Linked DNA regions of Homo sapiens: region 2 is linked to region 1. The links are chromatin contacts, found by Hi-C in ENCODE. All regions are on one chromosome and are shown on one strand. Each heading gives the region's core, a stretch centred on a gene start or an enhancer-like site at or near the end of the contact. The rest is flanking DNA. Distances are from core to core; before and after follow the strand shown. Region 1 overlaps XRCC5 (X-ray repair cross complementing 5). Region 2 overlaps PNKD (PNKD metallo-beta-lactamase domain containing).

The links. Hi-C counts contacts between places; a loop is a spot of excess contacts on that map. Pooled maps may share reads with other maps.
Region 2: a pooled map shows a loop between it and region 1 (3-fold over the local background). The contact joins two enhancer-like sites. A Hi-C loop is called at or near these places in 3 of 50 pooled maps.

What each region holds. Positions count from the first base shown.
Region 1 is chr2:216,113,394-216,120,595 of GRCh38, reverse strand. XRCC5 (X-ray repair cross complementing 5) reads right to left here. Exons shown (of 21, transcript NM_021141.4): 3 at 3,754-3,937; 4 at 2,802-2,850; 5 at 1,431-1,553. Among named protein-coding and RNA genes, the nearest start is that of XRCC5, 7.6 kb to the right of the region's middle. RefSeq lists enhancers at 5,368-5,417, 4,760-5,692, 5,576-5,870, 5,596-5,890, 6,308-6,377. Within about 2 kb of position 5,740, at least 17 of the 41 ENCODE cell types and tissues checked have a DNase peak (open chromatin) inside an H3K27ac peak, as active enhancers do.
Region 2 is chr2:218,330,009-218,337,210 of GRCh38, reverse strand. All of the region lies in intron 2 of PNKD (PNKD metallo-beta-lactamase domain containing), which reads right to left. The region is part of intron 2 of CATIP-AS2 (CATIP antisense RNA 2); the gene reads left to right. Among named protein-coding and RNA genes, the nearest start is that of MIR6810, 8.3 kb to the left of the region's middle. RefSeq lists enhancers at 6,577-6,626, 6,711-7,202. Within about 2 kb of position 4,715, at least 4 of the 41 ENCODE cell types and tissues checked have a DNase peak (open chromatin) inside an H3K27ac peak, as active enhancers do.

The DNA of each region.
Region 1 (7,202 bases), core at 4,491-6,990:
AAAAAAAAAAATTAAAAATAAATTAAAAACAGAACACAGGGCTTCTCTGAGCTGCTGGTATTTTTTTAGTCCAATTACAACAATCAGCTGTACATGGAATACACCAAACAGTAAAACTATGAACTCTACTTTGTATGCTGGAGGTTTGTAGCACAGGAAGAAAGCATATTACCAAGAAAAAAATACAACCAAATAAAAAGCAAATAGAAGCAAAGGCTATGCTTCCTCTTCTGCACTTTTCTGTATTGCTCATGGAAAAAAAGAGTAGCTCTTTCGAATGACATTCACTGAAATGCAGTCTGCTTCTAACATGTAAAGGCATCCTGAGATTATGAAAAAGGACCAGAAGCTGTGCTGGGCTTCTGAAGTACTGAGAAAAACCTCAACTCAGTAAGAAGTGTCACTTAAAAGCACTTAATTTCTCTGAAGTACCATCTTAACAAGTATTGGTTTGATGGGTTATTCTGAACTCTTTTTCCACAGTCGTACAGAAAGGAGATGTCGCTCTGTAGTCTTAAGAGAAGACTACTCACACATGCAAAACAAGTTCTTAATACCCCCAGGCAGGCATTTTATGAAGCCAAAGGCTTACCACTCTAACCTAGAGGCTTCTTGGCATAGCTCTCAATTTGAAAAACGAGTATTCCCAGAAGATTAATAATTCAACATTCTATACCATCACTCAACTTTCACCAAAAATAGGACAAGAAAAAATATGTTTCAAATGCAGCAAGAAGGGTTAGTGTAGTGAAAAGAAATTTTTGTTAGGGATATAACACAGAGAAAGTAAATCCCGGAGGGAATATTCAAGTTACTTTTTGAGGAGGAATTCTCTCCCTAATAAATTGTGAAATACATATTTTTCCCCTGAAGTTTTATACTCCATCTCTGAATTAACAGAAGCAAATTAAATTTTATATATGTGTCCACAACTTTTGGATCTGAAAAGAGTTAAACATAAACATGTTATGTATTTAGAATGATTCCCAAGTTGGCATTCCTGTCTACCCTAAAACATGCACTCTGTATAGGACACAGTTCTCTAGAGCTGTTTAAGAAAAAAAAAAATCCATCAATCTGCTAATTGTTTGGGTAAAGCCTTCTATGCAGGAAGGAGACAAATTGAATATCCTCAAAGGGTTCTTCTAATCCTCAATTCTTTGAGTCTAAGAACACTAAACAATGATCTGCCACTAAGCTCAATTCTTCTGGATCACTGACTTTCATCTTTTTGTCACGACCACTCAGAACAGTTCCTAGAACACAGAGAGTAACCAGCAAATGTTTGCTGAGTAGTCAGTCATCTGACAGATTCAGCCTTGGAGCAGAAAGCGAAAATTCCCATAAACCAAGTACTCTATACAGAGGGCCCATTCACTATATTAGGAAATCATAGGATTTGTCTACATGCATTATTCTTAGGATCTTACAAGAATTGCAGGGAGATGTCACATTTCTTCAAGCTATGAATTATAATATCCAGCTGACTTTTGCTGAATCGGCTGCTGAGGTCAGTGAATATTTCAATATGCCTCTTCTCAAACTTCTTTCCTCTAAAAGAGAGAGTTATCATATTAAGAAATCATTCTCCTGAATTATTTTTCTACAAATTCAAATACACTTGGTCACTGAGGAGAGAAGCTTAGAAATGGATCTAGAGTTAATAAATGTGATTACATTCTAGTAGTCCAATTAAGTTCTTATTAAATTCATAATCAACCCTGATACACTTTATACTTTGAACATCTTGGCCAAAATGTCTGGGTATTATGGAAATGTTATGTTTCTGGATTCCGAACTCAAATGTGATGAAAAAATATCCCTTCCCAGCCTCCACATAGGCAGAATGTAAACAAAGAATTCTCCCAGCATACTCTAACTTCAGCCTTGCTCAGGTTCACTTTCTAAATATCCTGCTCTGACTCCATGCACAGATTTTGTGTGGCAAGATTTGGCAGAGGATGTACAGAGATTGAGAAATGATTACACAGATTTAGGTCTGGGATTTTAGTGCAAATGATTTTCCTGACAGGCAAGAGGTATGTGTACATGCACATATATGTCTCCAGAGATACACTTCCAAGGCACAATAATTAAATAAATACTGAATTAGGAAGCAGGCCAGGCATGGTGGTTCATGCCTGTAATCCTAACACTTTGGGAGGCCAAGATAGGAGGACTGCTTGAAGCCAAGAGTCTGAGAAAACCTGGGCAAAATAGTGAGACCGTCTCTGCAAAAATAAAAATTTTAAAATTAGCTGGACTTGGGTGTGCACCTGTAGTCCCAGCTACTCAGGAGGCTGAGATGCAAGGATCTCTTGAGCCCAGGAGATCAAGCTGAGGTTGCTGTGAGCTATATTGGCACCACTGCACTCTAGTCTGGGTGACAGAACAAGACCCCAACTCAAAAAAAAAAAAACAACAAAAAACATACACACACACAACAAAAAAGGGAAGTTGGCCAGAGTTACCATGCACTTAATATCAATGACATATGGCTTATACCACTTAGTGTTTTTTAAAATTCCTGGTAATCAGCTTAAGTCTAATAGGAAGTAAACTGAAATAAGCCAAATGTTTTATTTCTTCCAGAGAAATAATCACCGAGTACAGCCCTTCCCCTTTTAAAACTTTTAAAAAACAGAGAGGTTGGACTGAACCATTCAATTCTATAAAATGTTTCTCTTGTCACACAAACATGCAGCTTGATTAACAATGAATCACAAAATACATTCAATACATTAACCCATACAATTTTTGCAAAAAGATTCTCTTCCAGCTCTCTTCCTTGGAACACTTACATTGTTTCATGTTGAATCACATCCATGCTCACGATTAGTGCATCCAGGACTCAGCTAGTTAAGGATAGGGATATCACCAAACAGTCTCTTCATGTGAACACGCAACTCTTTCCAATGAAGTCCACCGTGCTGGAAATTGTGGACACTGAACTATGTGATGACTTAAAGTACTTGCCTGAGTGCCCTTCTTCCAAAGTTCACTAACATATATTCATACATTCTATATATCAAACTATATATTCTGCCAAAAACAACCAAGAAATATAAACAAAAGGTAATCTAACACATTGCATTCATTTAACCAAAAATTATGTCATTTAATAGTATCTAGAACCCATTCTTGGTGGCCACAGTCCATTCTTAAATATGAAGCGAACCATAATGTAGCATTTGCAAGTCACTCCTAACACAACAGCACTTCCCAGTGATCAGGAATAGCACTACTAACTGATTAGAAAAAGAACAAGAGTGATGATCCCTTAAAATTAGGGGACCTGTGGAGTAAACTGGAAATCTCACTTTGGGTATCAATCTGATTTCTGGCACAAAAACATCTTCCATCCAGAAAAAAAGGAGAGAACATTGGGAGGATGCTCTTCTAAAAATATTTTCTATCCGCCTCCAAACATTTCTAACGAGCACCACTAAAACCCTCTGCATATAGTCAATGCTCACATATACTCCCTAGGATCTTCCCCCTTCCTATGCCTCCCAACCTCTCAGTATCACCCATGCAGAGAACAGGGAAGTGAGTGGAGGGCTGGGAGCCCAGGCACTGTTTTAAACTGATTAATTTCACATTAAACCCTATTAACACATTACCTCCCCCTCCTCAGAGCAAAATATACCCATATACTCATAGCTGAAACTCTGGGGGTGTCTCATCAAACTGCTGTACGATTCCCAGAATAAAGGAAATTTCTTAAAGTCTTCTCTGGCAGAAAAAGGATACAGTCAGCCTGTTGAGAACCTGGTTGGATTTTGCTTTCAATGTCCTCCAGCAAATCAAAATCTGGTAGCATCAGATGTCTGTGCACTGTGATGTTCTGATACTGATCCCCACCAGAAAGGGGATTGTCAGTGCCATCTGTACCAAACAGGACTAAAGCAATCTCATCCTTGTTCTCAGCAAACACCTAGAAAAAAATGTCAGATGGCTGAAAACCATATTAGAACAATCTGGAAGCAATAAAATACCTAACCTTCAGGGAGCAGGACAACCAGACCTCCCTATGGCAGGTCCCTGGGGCCATATAGTATTGGGCGGGATGAAACATGAGACTTACAGACAATGACAATTCTTAGGTTCTGAACAGATGTTTTTCATTGACCATAAGTCTCACCCTTCATTTCAGCAGAAGTTGAGGTGTGGAAATAGGAGGGTAGTAAGTGTTCTTGATGATTTCCAGCGAAATCAAACTCTAATTCTCAATGAGAGAACCAAAAATGGGTAATGTGAAAAGATTTTAGTATGTCTTTATGGAATGTCTAAGGTTTAAATTTTCCAGAGGTTAAAAAAAAAAGTGCAGGATAGCCTATATCCCAGCAATTTCAGGGGCAGGCATATACAGTATACCCTAGAAAAATTATGTACAGATAGGAAGTTTACACTTCAGCACTGTTTATGATAGGGCAAAAACTGGAAGCAAACTATCAAACAGGAGAATGCAAAAATACATTGCAGAATATTTATACAACGAAATATCATACTCCAGTAAAAATGAATAAATTTGTGCAACACGTATCAACATGAATAGATCTAAAATAAGTTGATAAAAGATATGCTGCAGAATTACATGTAGCATATAAAACCATTTACACTTTTGACAGCTTTATACAATACTAAGTATTTATGAATATATACTTATGTCCAAGTATAAAATATACATGGTAATAACTACCAAAATCCTGAGAAAAGGAGAAGAGAAAAAAAGGGTAAGGAAGGGCCTCCAGGTTTATCTGTAACACTTTATTAAAAAAAAAATCAAACAAATATGAAACATTAGGATTTACAGCATAAGACAATGGGAAAATTGGTTACCTGTATATTCTCCATATTTGCCTATTTTATGAAATATTTCATAATGAAATATAAAAACAAAAAATAGTATCTGACACAAAAGACAGTCCTGTCTAATTATTAACATAAGCCTTTTTACATTGATGGGGAAGAGTGCTGTATGGAGAGATAATGGAATTCTGTCATTCTTCATTTTTGTAGGGTCTGTTTAATCCTTTAGTCTGTAAACAACACAACAATTCCCAGTTGTACATGGACTAACGGTGTCTGGGTGCCTGCTGCTGGATTCAAGCATGCGTAGCATACTGGCTGGGCAGGTATCTGCCGCCTAGACAAGCATCCATCTTAAGGCAAGGTAATCTTGCCCTAGACAAAATCTCAGTCATGGGAGGGGAGGAAATTCTGAATGTAGTATGGGACTGGCACTAAGTTCCTGATTCTGACTTCCTGATTCTGACTCTTTCTCTCTACAACAAAAACAAACAAACAAAAAAACACCTATACTCTTGTTACTGGGGTGTAAGTCGGCAGTTATCCAGAGAAACTCCGGAGTGGCGACTCCGCAGTAATCTCGGTTCTTGGTCTTCTCGAAGTAAACAATTGAAACGACAGACATAAGCAAGGTTTAAAGCAGGAGGAAAAATTTATTTTAAGCAAAGTGAGAGTTTACTGGAGAAAGCAGAGTACACTTGGAAGAGAACCAAGAGGGCCACGTGAAAAATCAAGTGCCCTGCGCCCTTCTTTGTTTAGTTTTTAGACCGCCCCGCCCCCCAACCACCGGCGCCATCTTTTCCCGGGCTTCCAGTCTCCTTTGTTCCTCCCTTGAGCAGCCCGAATTAATCAACGCATGCGCACTAGCCCTGCTACTGCTTAAGAGGGGGCCGCATGCGTAGTGTGGTTACTAGTCATGCGCATGCTCAGTAGCGGCAACTCGGCATTATTGGTCGAGCGCCCCCAGAGGCAGCTTTTATACCAGTTAAAGTTCACCATCTTGCTCTTTTACTGCGCATGCTCGAAACCTTAAGGATTATAGCTTGCTAACTCCAGGTGTTTTCTGTCTGTTAAGATTCCTGTAATTCCTGACACCAATCATGGCCACTTATTACCTTACAGTGATAGTTTTATGCCCGCCTGTCTTCCCCTCGATGATAACCTGACAGCTTTGGGGCCCCTCCCTTGCCCTGCTCATCACTTCAGAGGGACGGATTTCTAATTGCCTAACCATGGCTTCACAAATGCCCAACATTCTCGGGGGCCCTCTCTCCTGCCCTGCTCATGTCTACTTACCTTCTCTAACAGCATACCAGGGGACAGCCACACTACTTGAATTCCACCAACACAACTATAACCAAGAACAGGGTTAGAGCACCTTCCTTGACACAACACCTCAAGGACTCCAGGTCATCAAGATTTTTAAAAATCTAGAATGACAGGTGGGAAGTACTAGTGCCCAACGGAAGTGTAAACACACAGAAGAAACAGAAGTGTCCAGGAGGAGCAGCAGTAGACAATGAAAGAAGCAGGAACTCATGGACTTAGCAAAAGTGGCAGTCATACCAAGTAGAAGGGGCAGAAATAAAAACAGCTGATGCTTACATAGTGTTTACAATATTCCAAGCACTATTCTAAGCACTTTATCTACATTAATTCTTTTATTCTTCAAAACTACCCTATGTGACAGGTATCATTATTCTCATTTTACACATGGGACACTGAGGCACTGTAGTAGCTAACCTCCAAGATAGCCACCATCCGTTCTTTCTCTCCTTGTATTTGCAGGCTACTCTTTTTATCAAGAGAGGGAGTCTAATTCTCCTCCCTTAAATGTGACCTAACCTTAGTGTCTTGCTTGACTAACAGAAAACAGAAATGACTTTCTGGGGCTTCTAAAAATAGGTCTTAAGAAGCCACATAGGCAGGGTCTCATAGAAAACCCATTCTTGGGATACTCCTTAGAACCAGCTGCTTCATGTGAAAATTGAAACTATACAGAAACCACATGTAGAGATTCTAACGGACAGCCCCAACTGAGCTCACAGCCACTAGAAAGCATCGTCTTCCAGCCATGTGAGTGAGCCATTTTGGACATCTGGTCCAGTTGAGCCTTTGGGTGACTCCAGCCCCAGCTGCCATCTGATTGCAACTGCGTAAGAGGCCTCAATAGAGAATCACCCAACTGAGCAACCCAGTCATCCCACAGAACCATGAATGATGAATTTTTAAAATGTTACTTGAGACACTACATTTTGGGGTAGTTTATTACACAGCAAAAGATAACTGAACTAGTCACAAACAAGTTGAGGGACTTGTTCAACATCAGAAGGTTAGTAAATGACATGGCAGAGCAAGGATACAAACCCAAGCCATCTGTCTCTAGAGAT
Region 2 (7,202 bases), core at 3,466-5,965, 2.2 Mb before region 1:
CCTAGCTACTTGGGAGGCTGAGGTTGTAGTAAGCCGAGATCTCACCACTGCACTCCAGCCTGGGCGACAGAGTGAGACTCCATCTCAATAAAAAAAAAGAAAAGAATTGAAGGCTGGGTGCAGTGGCACACACCTGTAATCCCAGCTCTTTGGAAGGCAGAGGCTGGTAGATCACTTGAGGTCAGGAATTGGAGACCAGCCTGGCCAACATGGTAAAACCCCATCTCTGCTAAAAATACAAAAATTAACAGGGTGTGGTGGTGGGCGCCTGTAATCCCAGCTACTTGGGAGGCTGAGGCAGGAGAATCACTTGAACCTGGGAGGCGGAGGTTGCGGTGAGCCAAGAAGATCACACCATTGCACTCCAGCCTGGGCAACAAGAGTGAAACTCTGTCTGAAAAAAAAAAAAAAAAAAAAAAAAAGAATTGAAGGCCAGGTGTGGTGACTCACTCCTGTAATCCCAGCACTTTCGGAGGTGGTGATGGAAGAAGTGCTTGAGCCCAGGATTTTGAGACCAGACTGGGCAACATGGCGAGACCCTGTCTCTACTAAAAATGCAAAAATTAGGCAGGCATGGTGGCATGCACTTGTGGTCCCAGCTACTTGGGAGGCTGAGGTGGGAGGATCACTTGAACCCAGGAGGTCAAGGCTGCAGTGAGCCATGTTTGCACCACTGCACTCCAGTCTGAGTGACAGAGGAGACCCTCTCCTGGTAAGAACTAAATACACATCCATGTATAAGCTAAGAAATATTAATTATGTCGTTTCTGTGATTCTACAGGAGTTAAATGTCCTTATATTTGTATTTAAAACAGGCATTGCACAATATTAAGCAAATGGTAAAATTCCTGCTAATAATTTAAATGCTTCTTACTTAGAATGACATTAAATAGCAAATTAAAAACATCACAGGTCAAAATAGAGATTGTAGAAGAAAAAAAGCTTCATATTTTAGTACTTTTAATGGCTATTTTTTCCAAACTTTTTTTTTTTTTTTGAGATGGAGTCTCACTCTGTCACCGTGCTGGAGTGCAGTGGCACGATCTTGGCTCACTGCAACCTCTGCCTCCCGGGTTCAAGTGATTCTCTTGCCTCAGCCTCCCGAGTAGCTGGGATTACAGGCACCCACCACCACGCCTGGCTAATTTTTGTACTTTTAGTAGAGACAGGGTTTCACCATGTTGGCCAAGATGGTCTCAATCTCTTGACCTCATGATCAACCCGCCTTGGCCTCCCAAAGTGCTGGGATTACAGACATGAGCCACCACGCCTGGCTGACCCTAAGTCTCTACAAGGATTGACCGTGTATGTGGGAGCAGGGGCAGCCGCTCTTCAGACCCCTAAGGGGAGAGCTAGCTGATTTGTCTGCAAGCAGTTGGGTCAAAACCAAGCAGGTTTCCATGGCAATTTGTAGATATGATTTAGGTAAAGTTTAATCACTGCATTGTCTGCTCTATGTACCCATGGGTTTATATTGATTGGCAATCTGGGCACATGGTTGAAGGGCTTTGCCAACCTTTATTTGTCTTTATGTTCCTTTTTCGTAGGCCTTCTTTTTTTTTTGGTTTTATTTCTAAATTAGATTTGGCCAACTTACATTTCTTCAACAATATTTACTGAATCCTTGCTATTGGCCAGGCACTGAACACACACTGAGCAAGGCAAACTCACTGTCCTTGTGAAGGTTCTATCTAGTAGGACAGACAGGACAATTAACATTTTTTTTTTCCAGATGGAGTTTCACTCTTGTTGCCTGGGCTGGAGTGCAATGGCGTGATCTTGGCTCACCGCAACCTCCACCTCCCAGGTTCAAGCAATTCTCCTGCCTCAGCCTCCCAAGTAGCTGGGATTACAGGCATGCGACACCACGCCCGTCTAATTTTGTATTTTTAGTAGAGATAGGGTTTCTCCATGTTGATCAGGCTGGTCTAGAGCTCCCGACCTCAGGTGATCTGCCTGCCTCAGTCTCCCAAAGTGCTGGGATTACTGGCGTGAGCCACCGCGCCCAGCCCATTTTTATTTATATTTATATTTATTTATTTATTTATTTATTTTTTAAAGAGATGGGATCTTCCTCTGTCAGCCAGGCTGGAGTGTGGTGGCTCAGTCACAGCTCACTGAAGCCTGAAACGCTGGGGTTCAAGCGATTTTCCACCTCAGTATCCCGAGTAGCTGGGACTACAGGCATGAGCAGACATGCCCAGCTAATTATTTTTATTATTTTTTTGAAGAGAAGATGTCTTGATTCGCTCCCAGGCTAACACCGAGAGTTTCTAACACACAAGAGCACACTCTTAACACCTGGAGACCCCAGTCAAATCACCCAAGTATGATGAGAAAGAGGATATTTGCATAATCTCAAAGTATCTCCTTCACAAAATAACCACTAATTATAAAGGCCATAGAAACCTGGCTAACTCCACCTTAAGCCAGTGATCAAAGTTAATCTCACCAGTAACAATATATAGACATCATTTGCCTCTTGGTATGATGCACTGAGGAGGGCATAAGATCACTTCTGTGGTATTTGTGCCAAAAATGCAAATCTATAATTCTTTTTTTGGGTCTTGCTCTGTCACCCAGGTCAAGAGTGCGGTGATGTGATCCATAGCTCACTGCAGCCTTAATGTCCTGGGCTCAAGCGATCCTCCCGCCTCAGCCTCCTGAGTAGTTGGGACTACAGGTGCGTGCCACCATGCCAGCTAGTTTTTTAAATTTTTAGTATAGAGATGATTGCCCAGGCTCTACTCTTCAAATGTTGCCCAGGCTCTACTCTTCAAATGTATTGACAAGATGAAAGATAGACTGAGAAACTGTCCCAGACTGGAGGAGACCAGGAGATAAATGCAACGTGGGATTCTGGACTGGATTCTAGATCAGAGAAAGGGCAACAGCAGGGAAAAATAGTGAATTTGAGTAAGCTCTGAGAATACTTCATAGGATAGTATTGATGTTAATTTCTTGGTTTTGATGACTGTACTGTGATTATGAAAGACGATAGTATTCAGGGGCGAGAGGCATATGGGAATGCTATATACTATTTTGACAAGTCTGAAATCATTTCAAAATGAAAAGTTGTGTTTGTTTGTTTGTTTTTAGACTGAGACTTGCTCTGTCATCCGGGCAGGAGTGCAGTGGCATGATCTCGGCTCACTGCAACCTCCATCTCCCGGGTTTAAGCAATTCTCCTGCCTCAGCATCCTTAGAAGCTGCTATTACAGGTGCCCGCCACCACGCCCGGCTAATTTTTGTATTTTTAGTAGAGACAGGGTTTCACCATGTTGGCCAAGCTGGTCTGGAACTCCTGACTTCAGGTGATCCACCCGCCTTGGCCTCCCAAAGTGTTGGGATTATAGGTGTGAGCCACGGCGCCTGGCCCAAAATGAAAAGTTAAAAAATAAAATTAAATAAAATCACCCTTTCCTCTGACAGACACCACCTTGCACCGATGCCTGAGTCCCATTCCTGTCTTCATTTCTCGCTACATGGGCTTATGGAAAGAACAGAGGCTCTGGCAACAGAAAGATCTGGGCTCCCATCATAGCCTGGCCCCTGTTGACTCTGTGACCTTGGGCAAGTCATGAGTTTCACAGATGAGGTTCCTCATCTATAACATGGCAATGCTGTGACTTACCCCGAAGGACTGTGTGAAGATTAAGTGCCTAAAATAAGAAAACTAATGTAAAGCACTCAGCCGAGAGCCTGGCAAGTGGAAGATGTTTAGCAACTGTTGTTTCCTTCCCAAATTCAGCCAGGAAGTCCTCCCAGCTGCTAGAGCAGGGTCATGCACATCTGGGAGGGGTGATAAGCTCCCCGCCTCCCCTTACTAAATGCTGACTACGTGTTCCCAGGTTCTGTCCCTAAGAAAGGACAGATCTGTGCGGGCAGGGACTCTGCACCAAGAAGCCGCAGTAAACAAGGCCCCTCCTTGTCACTCGCTGTATCTGGCAAATACTGTGCATGATGGACACAGTGGAGACAGCAGAAACAAGGCAGAAGGGGTCCTGCTTTCGGGGAGCTTGTAATGTGGGGAAAGGGAGGGCCAACAGACATTAAACCAGAAACCGGATTAGTCAGCAAACTGCCAGTAACTATGGCTGGGGGTGGAAAAGAGTGGCCGGAAGGGAAGAGGCCCTACTGTAGACAGGGTGCCCAGGGAAGGCCTCGTCCCCAGAGGGTGACATTCGTGCTGGAAACTGCAAGACCGAGCCAGCGGCATGGACGGTTCTGGGTGATGTGGCACCAAGGCAGGAGGAGTGTGGAATTTTAGGAATTGTCAGGAGGCCTCGGAGTCTTTGGGCAGGGCTGGAGGGACCAACAGTGCTGGAGAAGGGGTTGGTGAGGTGGGCAGGGGCCAGGCCATGCAGAGAGTGGAAAATGGCTGGTGGTTGTTAGAACAGGGTGCACAGGATCAGACTCCCTTTCTGAGAGCTCACTGGGCTGCTGAGTGGAGAAAAGGGGCAGGAGGTACCGAGTCATCCAGGTGGGAGAGAGACAGGGGCCTGGATAGAGGGGGTGCTGAAGGTGGAGAGGGTGGGGTGGCAGGGGGATGGGAGACCTGTGCCTGGCTTGGATGTGGGCTAGGGACAGGTTGCAGTCCTTGCTGGCCTGAGGTCTTGATCTTTGGGCAAAGCAGGAGAAGGCAGGGCTGAGATGGGGAAGGAGGAAGGGAAGGGGAGAGCAGCCTGAGGACCTAGTGGCTCTCCCCAGCCCTGTGCCCTGCCCTGCCAAGGGCTTCCACAGGACTCTCTAAGCCACTTAGCTTAGGCTCTCCCTCCATCTGCCTGCAGAATTGGTGAGTGACAGTCCCCATGGTCAGCTCCCCATCCTGCTTCTTCTCTTTCTGGGAAAGGCCCCCTGTCCTCGCAGTTGCATTTAGCCCTCTCCCTGGCATATGCAACCAAAACAGGATCCCTCTCAATTTTGCCTTCCACTGCCCCCAGCGCAGCCTCACCTGTGAGAACAGGCCCTGGAAACTCACCTAGGGCCTTACAAGAGCCTCTGTCCCCCAGCTCTCTACCTCCAACCCAAACTGCAAAGCACTGGCAAAAAGAAGTTCCTAAAGCGCCGCATTTTGCTGAGACTTGCTCCTGCTCAAAAGTCTTCAGTGGCTCCTCACTGCTTATTAGCAAATGTCCAACTTCCAGTCAGGCCTTCTGGAAACTGAGACCACAGCAGGGACTGCCTCCTCCCCTCCTGTACCGCCCAGTGATAATCCCGTGCTCCCAAGAGTGAAAGGGCGGAAACCCCCTAAATGACTGCCACCAGCAAAATGTACAAATAAATCCCAACATACTCAGACCTTGGAAAACTGCACAGCAAGGGAAACACATGATCTAGAGCAACAGGTTTCAACATTCACAAAGCTCAAGCACGTATTGTTATGCTGAGACATACCACAGAGAAAACAATATGACTATATTCATTAAAAATACAAAAGCATGGCTGGGCGCGGTGGCTCACGCCTGTAATCCCAGTGCTTTGGGAGGCCGAGGTGGATGGATCACCTGAGGTCAGGAGTTGGAGACCAGTCTGACCAATATGGTGAAACCCCGTCTCTACTAAAAATACAAAAATTAGCCGGGCATGATGGTGCAAGCCTGTAATTCCAGCTACTTGGGAGACTGAGGCAGAACTGCTTGAACCTGGCAGGCAGAGGTTGCAGTGAGCCAAGATTGTGCCACTGCGCTCCAGCCTGGGTGACAGAGCAAGACTCCCTCTAAAATAAAAAAATAAATAAATAAAAATAAAAATAAAAAGCATGCAAAACAATCCTGTATATTTGTTTTGGGTTTTTTTTTTTGAGACAGAGCTTCGCTCTTGTTGCCCAGGCTGGAGTGCAATGGCATGATCTCAGCTCACTGCAACCACCGCCTCCCGGGTTCAAGCGATTCTTCTGCCTCAGCCTCCCGAAGTAGCTGGGATTACAGGTGCCCACTACCACATTTTTTGCATTTTTAGTAGAGACGGGTTTCACTATGTTGGCCAGGCTGGTCTTGAATTCCTGACCTCAGGTGATCCACCTGCCTCGCCCTCCCAAAGTGCTGGGATTACAGGCATCAGCCACCATGTCCGGCTGGAACCTGTGCCCTTCTGTCTTCAATCCCCCGTCCCACCTTCCCAGGATGTCACTGCCCCATGTTATGGCCCCTGGTTTCTTAAGCCATTACCAGAGATACGGCTTCTTCTGTTGCTGGAGGCAAGAAGCAGGAACTCACTCCCCTAACCTCAGTTTCCCTTTCTGTCAAATTGAGTGCTCCCTTGCAGGCTGGGCCAGTAAGTTCATGTGACTCACAAGAAAATACTGATGCCCTAGGCCCAGATGTGGGTTCACGCTCTCTCCATGGGCTTCCCAGGCACAGTCAGCAAGCTGGGATCCAGGACAGTGCTTCTCTAAGATGGGCCTTGGCCCACCTATATTAGAATGATCTGGGGGTGCTGGTTAAACAAAAAGATTCTGACCTTCTTCTCCTCCTCCCTCTTCCTAGATTTTGATTCAGCAGTTCTGGGGACAGGAACTACCCATCATCACCTCACCAAAAAGAAAATAAAATTTCCCAATTGGTCCTCTGGGACTTAGGTGGGAGGCAGAAAAACCATTCTGCAAGATGGGGAGCAGCCAGCCTGGGCAAGTGGCAGCTGCCCCAAGGGACCCTCCCTGTGGGGTTACAGCTGCAGACAGCACCAGCACCTCCAGTGTAGGGTCAAAGTGCACCTTCCACTCCTTGCCTCAGTGAGCCAGCAGTTGGTGTCTCTGGTATCTGAATGTGAGCCTCCAGCCCCGTGGGAGGCAATGTGGGACAGCTGGGGACAGTGAGCCACTGCCCCCCCAGACGCCCCTCCCTCTGGCACACAGTGGAAAACACACAATGAAGCTCTTCTCTCCTCCGTGGGGCCATTTCACCATCCTGGGCAGCCCTGAGAGAAGCCTGAAGGTTTTCAAGCCTCTGTCCCAGCTAGGCCCAGGGCCGGCCTCAGGCCAGGGGGAGTAGGAAGGAGGGTGGAAGGCAGGGGAGCAGCATAACAGGGGCTCTGCCTCCCACAGAATGATCTGGAAAGCCCCTATTGCCAGGGTCACCTGCCTTGACTCCTCCCTTCCTCCTACACCCCTTAAATGTCCCCCCGATCCCACAAGGCCCCAGACTCCACTGGGACCCAACAGGCAAGCTCAGGCTGGTGGGGCCTGGCCGGGGACTGTTCTG